Linked DNA regions of Homo sapiens: all the other regions are linked to region 1. Evidence: chromatin contacts called from ENCODE Hi-C or POLR2A ChIA-PET data. All regions are on one chromosome and are shown on one strand. Each heading gives the region's core, a stretch centred on a gene start or an enhancer-like site at or near the end of the contact. The rest is flanking DNA. Distances are from core to core; before and after follow the strand shown. Region 1 overlaps SLC38A4 (solute carrier family 38 member 4). Region 2 overlaps SLC38A4-AS1 (SLC38A4 antisense RNA 1). Region 3 has its middle 90 kb from the start of SLC38A4.

Evidence for each region. A loop is a pair of places that touch in the nucleus more often than their neighbours do. ChIA-PET counts read pairs that join two places held with the same protein, here RNA polymerase II (POLR2A). Pooled maps may share reads with other maps.
Region 2: a map of gastrocnemius medialis shows a loop between it and region 1 (2.1-fold over the local background). The contact joins two enhancer-like sites. A Hi-C loop is called at or near these places in 3 of 168 maps with a recorded cell type or tissue (IMR-90, chondrocyte and gastrocnemius medialis) and 3 of 50 pooled maps.
Region 3: a map of gastrocnemius medialis shows a loop between it and region 1 (3-fold over the local background). The contact joins two enhancer-like sites. A Hi-C loop is called at or near these places in 4 of 168 maps with a recorded cell type or tissue (IMR-90, PC-3, gastrocnemius medialis and 1 more) and 2 of 50 pooled maps. POLR2A ChIA-PET finds 5 or more read pairs at or near these places in 2 of 52 experiments (MCF 10A and PC-9).

What each region holds. Positions count from the first base shown.
Region 1 is chr12:46,768,740-46,772,721 of GRCh38, reverse strand. It overlaps SLC38A4 (solute carrier family 38 member 4), which reads left to right. Exons shown (of 17, transcript NM_018018.5): 15 at 3,294-3,438. Among named protein-coding and RNA genes, the nearest start is that of SLC38A4, 55 kb to the left of the region's middle. Within about 2 kb of position 2,106, at least 3 of the 41 ENCODE cell types and tissues checked have a DNase peak (open chromatin) inside an H3K27ac peak, as active enhancers do; they include gastrocnemius medialis, where a contact is called at or near this core.
Region 2 is chr12:46,551,304-46,555,285 of GRCh38, reverse strand. The region is part of intron 3 of SLC38A4-AS1 (SLC38A4 antisense RNA 1); the gene reads right to left. Among named protein-coding and RNA genes, the nearest start is that of SLC38A4-AS1, 170 kb to the right of the region's middle. Within about 2 kb of position 1,710, at least 8 of the 41 ENCODE cell types and tissues checked have a DNase peak (open chromatin) inside an H3K27ac peak, as active enhancers do; they include gastrocnemius medialis, where a contact is called at or near this core.
Region 3 is chr12:46,913,603-46,917,584 of GRCh38, reverse strand. No RefSeq gene overlaps it. Among named protein-coding and RNA genes, the nearest start is that of SLC38A4, 90 kb to the right of the region's middle. Within about 2 kb of position 2,289, at least 2 of the 41 ENCODE cell types and tissues checked have a DNase peak (open chromatin) inside an H3K27ac peak, as active enhancers do; they include gastrocnemius medialis, where a contact is called at or near this core.

The DNA.
Region 1 (3,982 bases), core at 857-3,356:
TCTACTTCATTTATTATCTTTCTTTTTTCCAATCAGGTTAGTTTTTTCCTTTTTAGTAAAAGGTGCATAGTAACTGCTTGTAGTATTTGTTGAACAAGTGAATAAATGAAATGAATTAAGGTAGTGTTTTCACTAGCAGCCCAACATTTCTTTCTCTCTTAGTAGTGGGTGGGGTATCAGTTATGGAATGGCACCTCCTTCCAGAGGACTGATCATGTCATTTTCAGCTTATGCTTCCCTTTATGCAGTAAAGTTTCCATATTTCCATAAAGAACAAGAAACCAAATAATCCTAATGGATATATAATGAACACACAGATGAAAATTTCACCTGCCATGCCTTTGAAAAAAGATCCCTAGCTACTTGTATTTCATCTTATAATTAAAATCAGTCTTTTCACTTATGTTGCCTTCAGATCTCCTGTTTTGAAGTGTATATAGATATCAACATAGAAATGCAGCGTATATTGCTATCAACTGCAGTGGAGCAGTGATTCGTAGGTTTTCCAACATCCTTGCCTTAAGCAAACCTGCAAAATCAAAGTGTGAGCTACGTCTAAACAATGGGAGAGGCTTTTTTTTTTTTTTTAAGAGTTAGAACTAAGACTCTCACTTCCTCCTGTGCCTCCACATTTTTGACCTTCACATTGGGCCCCTGCATCAGAATACAGCACCCCCTAACAGGCTCCTGTTCAGGACTCTTTCTCTGGAAATAACAGATGTTGTCTCTAGAGCTGCATAGAACCTTAATGGAATCATTGTGGGTCAGAGGCCCTGGATGGTGCTGGGGACCTCCCTGACCCACAGCATCTGACCCACATTTCCAGGTTCCTAGCGACTTGTGTCAGTAAAGAAAAAGGCACATAGCTAAGTGGAAGAGCAGATGAGGCTTGGTGGGAATCAGCCAGTGGTCTGCCCTAGCAAAGGTAAACAGAACTGCTGGGGGCTTTTGGTCCTAGGCTCACTACTCAGGGAGGCACTTTAACATGGAATGACCAGCAAGTTTCCTTCCTGATCTTTTCCACCACCACCACAAGCCTAGTACCTCCCTCCCTCTTTGCTCTGTTGCTCTCTTCAGGAATGCACTGGAAACCACCTTCAGTTCTGTTTGGAATTTTCCTATTCCTTATTCAGAAAGAGGAAGAAGCTTTTGCATTTACTCCAACCGTTCTACCTATTATTGCCATAAACTTTCTGTGATCTCATATCATTAGGCCAAATGTTAATCTTTCTGGGAGCCAGGAGACTGCTTTCACATTCAGAGGCCCTGGACATATAGGACTGCCTCTAACTCACTCTAACTCAGCTTATTGACTTGAATGCACCTTTTTAACAAGTGACTAAAAAACAAACTGTGACTATTCTCTGAAAATGAGCCTATATCTCATACTTATTTATTCTGTTTAACACTGTGAAACAAATTAAGTCCTCTGGCACTATGTATATACCATAAAAAGCTTATTCGTAAGCCTACTAATTGGACCAGTTTTGACAATATTGAATAAGCACTAATTGCAGATCATAATGTAGAATTATAGGCTGCTGAGGAAAACAATATCACACCATTTGCTTTCCTCAGTTTCCTTTTCAGAATGAGTTTCATAATGTTCACTAATCCAATTTTTAAAATCCTTTACAAAGTTATTCTTAAACTATTTCCAGAGACTATCTGGTTTGTCATTCTAGAAATGAAATTGCCTTTTCAGCCTAAACAGATGGCCTTAATTTTTGGTGGAGTGGTATGAAAGGAATGTCACATGAGAAACTGCAAGCTATTTAGCTTGAATTTTTTGTCATTCATACATGTTTCAAAATATATTTTACATTTTCTCTCTTTTAAATGAGTTCCCATCTCTGCACCTTAAGTGACTTCAGAACTAAAATTTTAAAGTGAACATCAATCACAGCATTTCCAAAAATGTGAACTCCTAGCTTAACCGAAGTATTCACTTATTGGAAAGCTGATAGAGTAATTCCACTAAGTCCAAAAAGTGTCCTCTAAAAGATTCCAAAGATAAGAGTGTTTTCAACTTTGTCAAGCTGTACAAACACAAATGTCACTCCCTCCCTCTGCCCACAGGGATCTTTATCCAGTTACAGCAGCGTAACTTGAGCAGCTGCTGCAAACTGAGGCTCTCTTGACCCTTCGCCTACTTATTTCAGCTGCTAAAATAGGGCTGAAATCTGTCAAGGATCCTGAAGGGAAGGATAAGATTCCTACTATTCAATTTAATTTAAGCTTTTATTCAGTGCCTGCTGTGTGCACAACACTAAGCTAGAAAGTCTGAGGAATGTTTAGATTATTAGGTCCTGTTCCTTGCCTTTCATAGATTTACAATCTATTGATAGGGAGAGCTAAAAAGGAGAGAAAGAGGAAGGAGCAAACACAAAAACGTCAAAATTTTAAAATACCATTTTAAAATTTTATTTTAAAATGTTAAATACCATGCAAAATTAAGGAAAACCTAGATTCATAAAAATTCCTTTCACAATCTTGTGTAAATCAATTCAGTGCTTGCCCTTAATGTCTCATCCAGTCTGATGAGACATGTTTTGTGATCAACAAGGGTTTTACTATGTTTCTTAATTATGTGTCTTGCCTGTTATCTCTTTCTGACCGAGATTATTTTTAACAATAAATTCTGAAAACTAAGAAAGTGAAAGCATAAAATATTGTCTTATAAAATAGGCCAAGGAAAAAATGACACTCCATTTCAAATATCAAAAGTTAGCATCAAGACTGCACAAGATGAATGTACAGTCATGTGTTGCTTACAAATGTGGACATATTCTGAGAAATGCATCTTTAGGCAATTTTGTCATTGTGCAAACACCATAGATTGTACTTGCAGCCTAATTGGTGGAGCCTACTATACACTAAGGCTATATGGCATAGCCTAGTACTCCTAGGCTACAAACCTGTACAGCATGTTACTGTACTGAATAGTGGAGGTACCTGTAACATAATGGTAAGTATTTGTGTCTCCAAACGTAGAAAAGCTACTGTAAAAATACAGTATTACAACCTTAGGGTATCACTGTCTTATATGTGGTCTGTTGTTGACCGAAATGACTATGCTTAATACCACTGAACTGTACACTTAAAAATGGTTAAGATGGTAAATTCTATGTTATGTATGTTTTATAATAATAAAAAAATTGAAAAAAGCATCAACATCTTTTCTGGGAAAAAAGAAAAGGAAAGAAAATGCATTAGAGTGATGAGAATATTTGAAGTAATAGATAAAGTCAAAAACAAAGAAATGATCTTGCCTTTGAACTTTCTTGTTTAAGATTCGTACATCAGTGATCACACTGTTATTTCCCAAACGACCCTTCAGCTGGATACGACATTTCCTGATTGCAGCTGTGCTTATTGCACTTAATAATGTTCTGGTCATCCTTGTGCCAACTATAAAATACATCTTCGGATTCATAGGTGAGTTTCAGAAAGGCTTCAATTTGGTCAACCCAAACTCACGCCTCATTAAATGATGGACAGGGAACCAGTGCTGGGTCATCCAGATCCCCGTTCTTTCTCAGGCTCATGGATTCCCTTTATCCCTGAGAGGCTCTGGTGATTGAGCTGCTCACTGTCTCTTCCTCCTAACTGACATTGGGAGCCACCTTATAGGTCATTTAGTCAAGCTGCTTTTTCTGATAGATGAGGAAACTGACCCCTATAAAAGTCAAGTCATATACCTTGGTGTGGACCCAGGATTTGGACTTAGGTATTAGCTCCACCATCAGGAAAAGAGGAAGATAGATTTTACCTGCCAGAAGCTCTCTGATACTACGAGTATCAGCTGAACATTGAAAGGTATCTTCAGAGGAATAGGAGGTTGATTATATAAAGTGTATTATTAGTATTTCCCCATAACTGCATGGTCTATTAATTTTCATTCTACTCATTGAGGGTTTACTTAAACTTTAAACACAATCTAAAACTTTAAAAGAACCATGGGTAGGTCACTTGCAAAGTA
Region 2 (3,982 bases), core at 461-2,960, 220 kb after region 1:
CACCACCAAAAGAGTAATCTTTCTGAAACACAAGTCAGATTGTTTATTCCACTGTCATACCTTACTTGCAAAATAGTGCTTGAATTCTGTATAAATGGTCCCCAGGCTGCTGGTCCAACCTCATCTGCTACCAGTCTCTCCTTGCCCTGTCACAAAGACATACACACCATGCCCTACATAGGTTTCACTCATTACATCAAGGATGTCCTACATCCTCTTCTCCATTTAACTCATGTGTGTGTCAAGGCCCAGACCATCATTTTTCCCAAAGGAAGGCCTTTGACTCCTTTAGGCCATTGGTAGTTCCTTGCCCTGAGCTACAATAGCACTTGCTGTATACCTTCATAAGCACTTACAACATTGTAGAGTAATTATTTTTAAACACACCCCTCTCTTCCCCATCAGAATTGAGGCTCCTAAAGGGAAAAGTCTATGCCCTGTAAAATAGCAGGTGCTCAATAAATAGTTTATCGTCCACTTTTTAAAGTCAGAGATAACTAGCTGTTTGACCCAGGGGCCTAGTTGTTAACTAGTTTCCATATCCATTTTCATCTCAAAACCCTCTCTCTGTTAACATTTTATAAGAGTCAGAAAATGATCCCAAGGGACTCGTAATGTTCTTAACTATTGAAAACAGCTTTCCACTGTGCTATCCTTTTGATGCAAGAAAATAAACTTATTTTAGAAAGTTTTTCAACAAAAACTAAAGCCAAGTGCTTTCTGCTTAAACTTAAGCTGACTAAAAAATTAAATAAAACTTAAGTCTTCATTCCCCAAATATTCCAGTTAATCATGGTTTTCTGGAATCTTCATGCAGCATGGAAGCCGAATGAAACAAGAAGCCAACATGTCCAACAATTATATCCCCACCTTGACATAACTAATTGAAGACAGTTGTGCCTGGCATGATAATAATGACCCTAAATTGTCTAGCATTAAATTCCCATCCCAGTGATACAGAACATTATTCTAATGGCCTAATTTGATTTTTAAAAATTACAAAACTGCACGTTGTGCACATGTACCCTAGAACTTAAAGTATAATAAAAAAAATTCATTTGGTTATGCTTGTGGTTTATACTTTAGAGGAAAACCTCTCTCAGATTTCATGGGAGTTGGATTTTGTAGAAAGTAGGTGTTCAAAGAATCCTGTTTTAGGAAGTAAATCATATCCACATGTTCTAAGAGTAGCAAAAAAGCAAGAACATTTATGTCTGTGATATGTTCATGTGACTCAGAGCAAAATCAGAGAGGAATGTCTAAATATCAGAGGACATTGGACAGAGTCTGACTTACAAATTTGTTGGGAACTGCTTTATAGGAAACAAGCTTTAGGATCTGATTTGAGGACAAGGCAACAGGGAAATAATAATAATAATAATAATAATAATAATAAAGGCAGGAGGGGATTATTGATAGAATTGAGCTCCAAACTTTTAATTTCCCCAAAATAGTTTCCAGATGGTCAAAACTATCTTTCTATGTATGATATTTTCAGGCACTAAATAAAACATTATTTATTTAGTAAATAACTAAATTAAAAGTTATACATCTGCCTACATGTTAATTTCTCAGTAAGATAGCACATTCGTTTTAAATACTGTCACTGTTGATACTAACCCTTTGATACTCAAGACACCTACCTGCCTGGGGGTGAGCAGTATGTTCTAATTTCATCAGAGCTTCAGATTTGTCACCACCCCTGGGATGCAGGGCTCTGAGTCATGAGGATATAACAATCCTGTACTTTGATATCCACTTTCCTCCCAGAAGGAGAGTCCTAACTAACTGTTTGAAGATGCTCTCCCTTCTTCTTTCTGCATCTATAGGTTGCAAGTTATGAAACTATTGCAGGGGGAAAGAAAGGAAAACTACTAACAAGGGAAATAAGGTGGCATTTCCTCATTCTCCAAATCCTTTGTCATCTTACCGGAAACAAACCCAAACTGGGGCTCAGAAGACTGGAGGCTCCTCCTCAAGCCTGCCTCTCTGCTAAGTTAATGAGCCGCTTTTAACCTCTGTCAGTCTTCTACTTTCTTAATAGAAATATTAAGAGTATGAATAACCCTATTAAGTACAGGTGAACTTATTAAAAGACTATTACATAAAAACATTGACTTGCAAAGGATCATTTTTATTACTAAGCCATGTATGTATTCATTCATTCATTTGACAATTATGTTTGAATGCCTACTATATATCAGAGAATGGGTGCTGGAATTTAATAATGACCGAAGCACAGTCCCTATCCTTGTGGAATTTAAAGTCTAAAAATGAAGACAAGGGTTGATTGAATAATCACAAAACAGAAAATTACAAACTGATACGTATAGAATTACAACACATAATTATTATGATCCGGAAAATACTGTATTTTCACTATTGAATGCTTTTGTTTCTTCTCTAATTTGTATATCAGTTCATTTTAATCATCGAGGGATTCCTGAAAAATACTTTTCCAGTATAGCATGCTATTTGTAAGTTGAGGCTTTTAGATAATGATTAGAATTGAGATTTCCAGATGAAACTGAGTCCTCATTTAGTGAAACAGAGGAAATGTTGGTACAAATTTAAAACCAGAAGATAGGAAGACAAGACCTAAAGGACTTTTCCTAGAAGAACATGGGACATATTTACAGGAAAACCGTCTTTCAGTCTTTTTAATATAAAGATCCTACATCTAACCTGAAGGACATAGCATTAAATGAAATTAGCCAGGAAGAGAAATACAAATACTGCATAACCTCACTTATATTTGGAATATAAAATAGTCAAACATAGAAGCAGAGAGTAGAATGGTGGTTACCAGGGGCTGGAGGCAGGAGTGAGGGGAAGATTCAGGAGATGTTAGTCAAAAGATACAAAATTTCAGTTAGACAGGAAAAACAAGTTCCAGAGCTCTATTCTACAACATGGTGATGATAGTTAATAACAAAATATTGTACCCTTGAGAGAGATTTTGTGTTCCCACCACAGAAAACAAAGGATACGTAGGTGAGGTAATATATACATTATATATTTAGCTCAATATAGCCTTCCCACAATGTATACATATCCCAAAACATCATGTTATACACCATAAATATATACCACTTTTATTCATCAATTAAATAAATAATCCTATATCTGTGGTGATAGTAACAGCTTACCCATTACATACGCCAAGGTAATGTTCTAAGCACTTTATAAATATTAACTTGTGTAATCATTCTAATAACCCTCTGAGATAGGTAGTGTTAGTGGTAGTGAAATTATCGCCATGTTACAGATGAGGAAATTGAGGTACACAGGGATTACACACAGCCAGGTCCTGGAGCAGATCCTGGATGCAAACCCAGTCTGTGCTCTTATCCACCATGTTCTATGGCCTCTTATTCGTACCATTGTTCTGCTGAAACATGTCAAAAATTATGGTTTTTTGGTTCAATGATCTAGAGAGCATGTTGAAAATATATCTCTACCCCTTTTCATATTCTAAGAATAAATTCTACTTGATAATTCCTGGTGGGAGTGATATTCAAAACAAAGCAAAACAAAACCTTCAATTCTTTTCAATCAGAAATTTAGTCTACTTGGATTTAAAACAAAAAGAGATGATTTCATAACTACTTTTCAAAAACAAGAGGCTCAGTTCCTCATGCTTTAGCAAAATGCTTCTTTATTATTGCAGAGTACATTGCACATAGGTTTGATAGACATTCTACTGTGAAGGAAATGATTCTCCTAAAATTTGGTACAGCACTATGTGAAATGGTGCCCTTAGTCTAAAGTTTAGGATATAAATTAATGTGGAAAAATCAGACCTGAACTGGCCCTGCTCTATCTCCATGTCATTTTGGAGCTAGAAATGCATCTACAGAAGGTGTGTTGATGACTAAACCCTTGTCATCTCAAATCATGCTGCTTCCTAGGTTTCAATCATTCCAGAAGATTTCAAGAAAGGAAGAAAAAGCAACAAAGCAAAAGAGACACCAATTTAGTC
Region 3 (3,982 bases), core at 1,040-3,539, 140 kb before region 1:
TTATATGCTTCCAAAATACAATAGTAGGACAAGCACAGGACAGATATTCCCATTGCAAAAGTGAGAAATAGGGAAGATAGGGAAGAAGGAAGGAGTGGTAAGTCTTGAGATAATTCCAAACCTAAAGGCTCAAGAATAATCTTCTTGGAGTCATGCTCTGCCTTCCAGATACATTGAAGCTATGGTCCTACCTTCTGGATGCACTCCAGCTGCAGCCCTGCCCCAAGGGTTTGGGCACCCGCAGCCCTGCAGCAGCTCTGTGCCTGGGCCCTGCCCTCATGCAGTTCTCAGTGGTGGCTTCAACTCCTCAGCAGCTGTGTGCCTTGGGTCACATGCCTGAGGCTCTCTGGTGCTGGAATCACTTCCCATTGGTTTTATCAGTCTAGGGTTGCAGGGGCAGCCCTGCACCCATGGCTCCACTGGGCATTGCCCCAACAGAGGCTCTCTGTAGTGACTCTGGGCTCTTATACTCTTGGCTTGTAATGGGAGGAACAGCCTGAGGATTTCTGAATTGCCTGTAGGATCATTCTTCTATTCATTGAACAACAGGTCCTGGCTTCTGTTTAGGTAACTGACTAATCTTCTTGGTCATTTGGCTACACTCTTTGTGTTTTCTCTGGAATAAGCTCTTTTATTCTTTTCACTATGAATAGTCTGGTAATGTTCCAGATCTTTAAGTTCTACTTTTCTTTTAACAATTTTATCTTTACATCCTTTTTCTCTTCTTACATTTACTATAAACAGTCAAGAGAATGCAAGGCACACCCTCAACACTTTGCTTAGACATTTCCTCATCCAAATATTCAGTTTCATCATTCACAAGTTTTACCTTTCATAAAACACTAGGACATGAACACAATTCAACCAAGTCCTTTGCCTCTTTAGAGCAAGGATGGCCTTTCCTCCATTGTCCAATAACATGTTCCTCATTTCCATCTGAGGCCTCCTCAGAAAGGCCTTTGCCATCCATATTTGTGCCAAATTCTGTTCAGGATTATTTAGGTATTCTCTAAAATGATTAAGGCCTTCTCTGCAACTCTCCTCTTTTTTTTTTTTTTCAGAATTATCTTTAACTGTTTGTGGCAATGTAGGCTTTTTCTAGCATGGGTGGCAATAACAAAATGCTTCAGACTGGGTGGCTTATAAACAACAGAAATTTATTTCTCACAGTTGTGGTGGCTGGGAATCCTATTCTAGATTAAGGTGTCAGCATATGTGGTATCTGAAGCGGGTCTGCTTCTTAGATAGTCATCCTTTCACTGTGTCCTACAGGGCAGAAGGGTGAGTGATCTCTTGGGAGCCTCTATCATAAGGGCATTAAGCACATTCATGAATGCTTTTATCTCATGACCAAAGGCCCTACTTCCTGATACCATCACCTTGGGAGTGTTTATTTTAACATATAAATATTGTGGGGACACAAACATTTGGATCATAGCAGTCAGTGAGAAAAGAAATGAGATTGCAGCCCCCACTGTCTTTCTCACATCAAGCCCTGAATCATTCGAGTGCGCGCGTGCGCACGCGCGCGCGCGTGTGTGTGTGTGTGTGTGTGTATTTGCTTACTAGCCCTAGAGAAGAAAGGATTCCAAGGCTGTTGATGTCATAATGCCAAAATATCCAGATGAAAAAGTCCAATACTTGTGCAGATGTTTCAAACACATAATGCTGAATATCGCAATTTATGGAAACATTCAGTGATGATTCTTTTTTTATTTTGTTCTTGATGTTTTGGCAAGGTACAGTTGCAGCCTGATTTGCTGAGTTTAAGAGCCAAAATCACATTTTCTGTCTAAGATTATCAGATTGATACTCTAGAAAGGGTTTCTTCATAACCTAAAGATGTATACTTTCTTCTCTTAGAGTACTCATCTAACATAAATAATTTTTCTCGCTTCTATTACTTTTTAATTCAACCAGAACAGATAAAAAAGATCAATAACACAAACAAATCCTCAGAAATTGCTATGAAAATAAACAAACATGTATTACTAAAAACAAATGGTGTAAGTTGGGACAAAATTTTAAAGTAGAAATAAATGGTCCTAAGAAATTTTTTTAGGAAGTTGTGAATTGTTTTCTCATATAAACATATTAAGAATTAATAACACAGCCTCTCTCAACTATGATCCATTTCAAGAATGCTGTGAGTTGGCTCCAACTATCCAGGTCCTCAAATATCTGACACCCTGATTCCACAGTCGGATCTTGTACCAGAGGAACGTGACACCAGAGTTCTATTTGGAACTCTGAGTTTCATTAATCCTACTCAGCCTCATATCCATGTCATGCTGGGTCACTGCCCAGACTGCTTGCCTTTGTGGTCATCTGTCTTCTTCCTTATGCCCCAAACTGTTCTTGGTTTTCTGTCCTCTGACTCATCCTTCCAACAGTCTCCTCCTATCTGAATCCTTAATTATTTGTGGGGAAGCAAGGAAAAGAACAAAAGTTCCTCAGTCCTTTTTAATTTTTAATTTTTGTGGGTACATAGTAGACATATCTATTTATGGGGTATATGGGATATTTTGATACAAGCATACAAGGTGTAACAATCACATCAGGGTAAATGGGGTATCTATCACCTCAAGCATTTATCCTTTGTGTTACAAACAATCCAATTATATCTCTCGTTAATTTTAAATGTACAACTAAATTATTGTTGACTATTAGTGACCCTGTTGTGCTATGAACTACTACATCATATTTACTCTATTTTTTTGTACCCATTAACCATCCTCACTTCTTATCTCCCCATAACACCGTCAGCTCTGATAACCATCATTCTACTCTCTACCTCCATGAGTTCAATTGTTTTAATTTTTAGCTCCCACAAATAAGTGAGAACATATGAAGTTTGTCTTTCTGTGCCTGGCTTATTTCATGTAACGTAATGACCTCCAGCTTCATCCATGCTGTTGCAAATGACAGATCTCATTCTTTTTTGACTGAATAGTACTCCATTGTGTATATGCACCACGTTTTCTTTATTTGTCTGTTGATGGACACTTAGGCTGCTTTCAAGTCTTGGCTATTGTGAATAGAGCTGCAATAAACATGGGAGTGCAGATATCTCTTCGATATTGCTTTGATTTGCTTGCTTTTGGGTATATAGCTAGCTGTGGGACGGCTGGATCATACGGTAGTACTATTCTTAGTATTTTGAAGAACATTTAAACTGTTCTCCTCAGTGGCTGTACTAATTTACATTTCTATCAACAGCATACAAGGGTACACTGTTTCTTCACATCCTTGCTGGCATTTGCTATTGCCTGCCTTTTGGATAATAAACCTTTTTAACTGGGGAGAGATGATATTTCAATGTAGTTTTGGTCTGCATTTCTCTGATGATCAATGATATTGGTTATCTTTCCATGTACCTGTTTGCCATTTGCATGTCTTCTTTTGAAAAATGTCTATTCATATTTTTAGCCCATTTTTAAATTGGATTATTAGATTTTTTTCCTACAGAGTTGTTTGAGTTCCTTATGTATTCTGGTTATTAATCTCTTGTCAGACAGATAGTTTGCAAATATTTTCACCGATTCTGTGATTGTCTCTTCACTTTGTTGATTGTTTCCTCTGCTGTGCAGAAGCTTTTTAACTTCATGTGATCCCATTTGTCAATTTTTGCTTTGGTTGCCTGTGCTTGTGAGGTATCACTGAAAAAATCTTTGCCCAGACCAATGTCCTGGGGAGTTTCCCCTAAGTTTTCTTGCAGTAGTTTCATAGTGTGAGGACTTAGATTTAAGTCTTTAGTCCATGTGGACTTTATTTTTGTGTATGGTAGGAGATAGTGGTCTAGTTTCATTCTTCTACATAGGGATATTCAGTTTTCCCAGCACCATTTATTAATGAGACTCTCCTTGCCCCAGTGAAAGTTTCTGGCAACTTTGTCAAAAAATAGTTCACTGTAGATGCATGGATTTGTTTCTGAGTTCTCTATTCTGTTCCATTCATCTATGTGTCTGTTTTTATGCTAGTG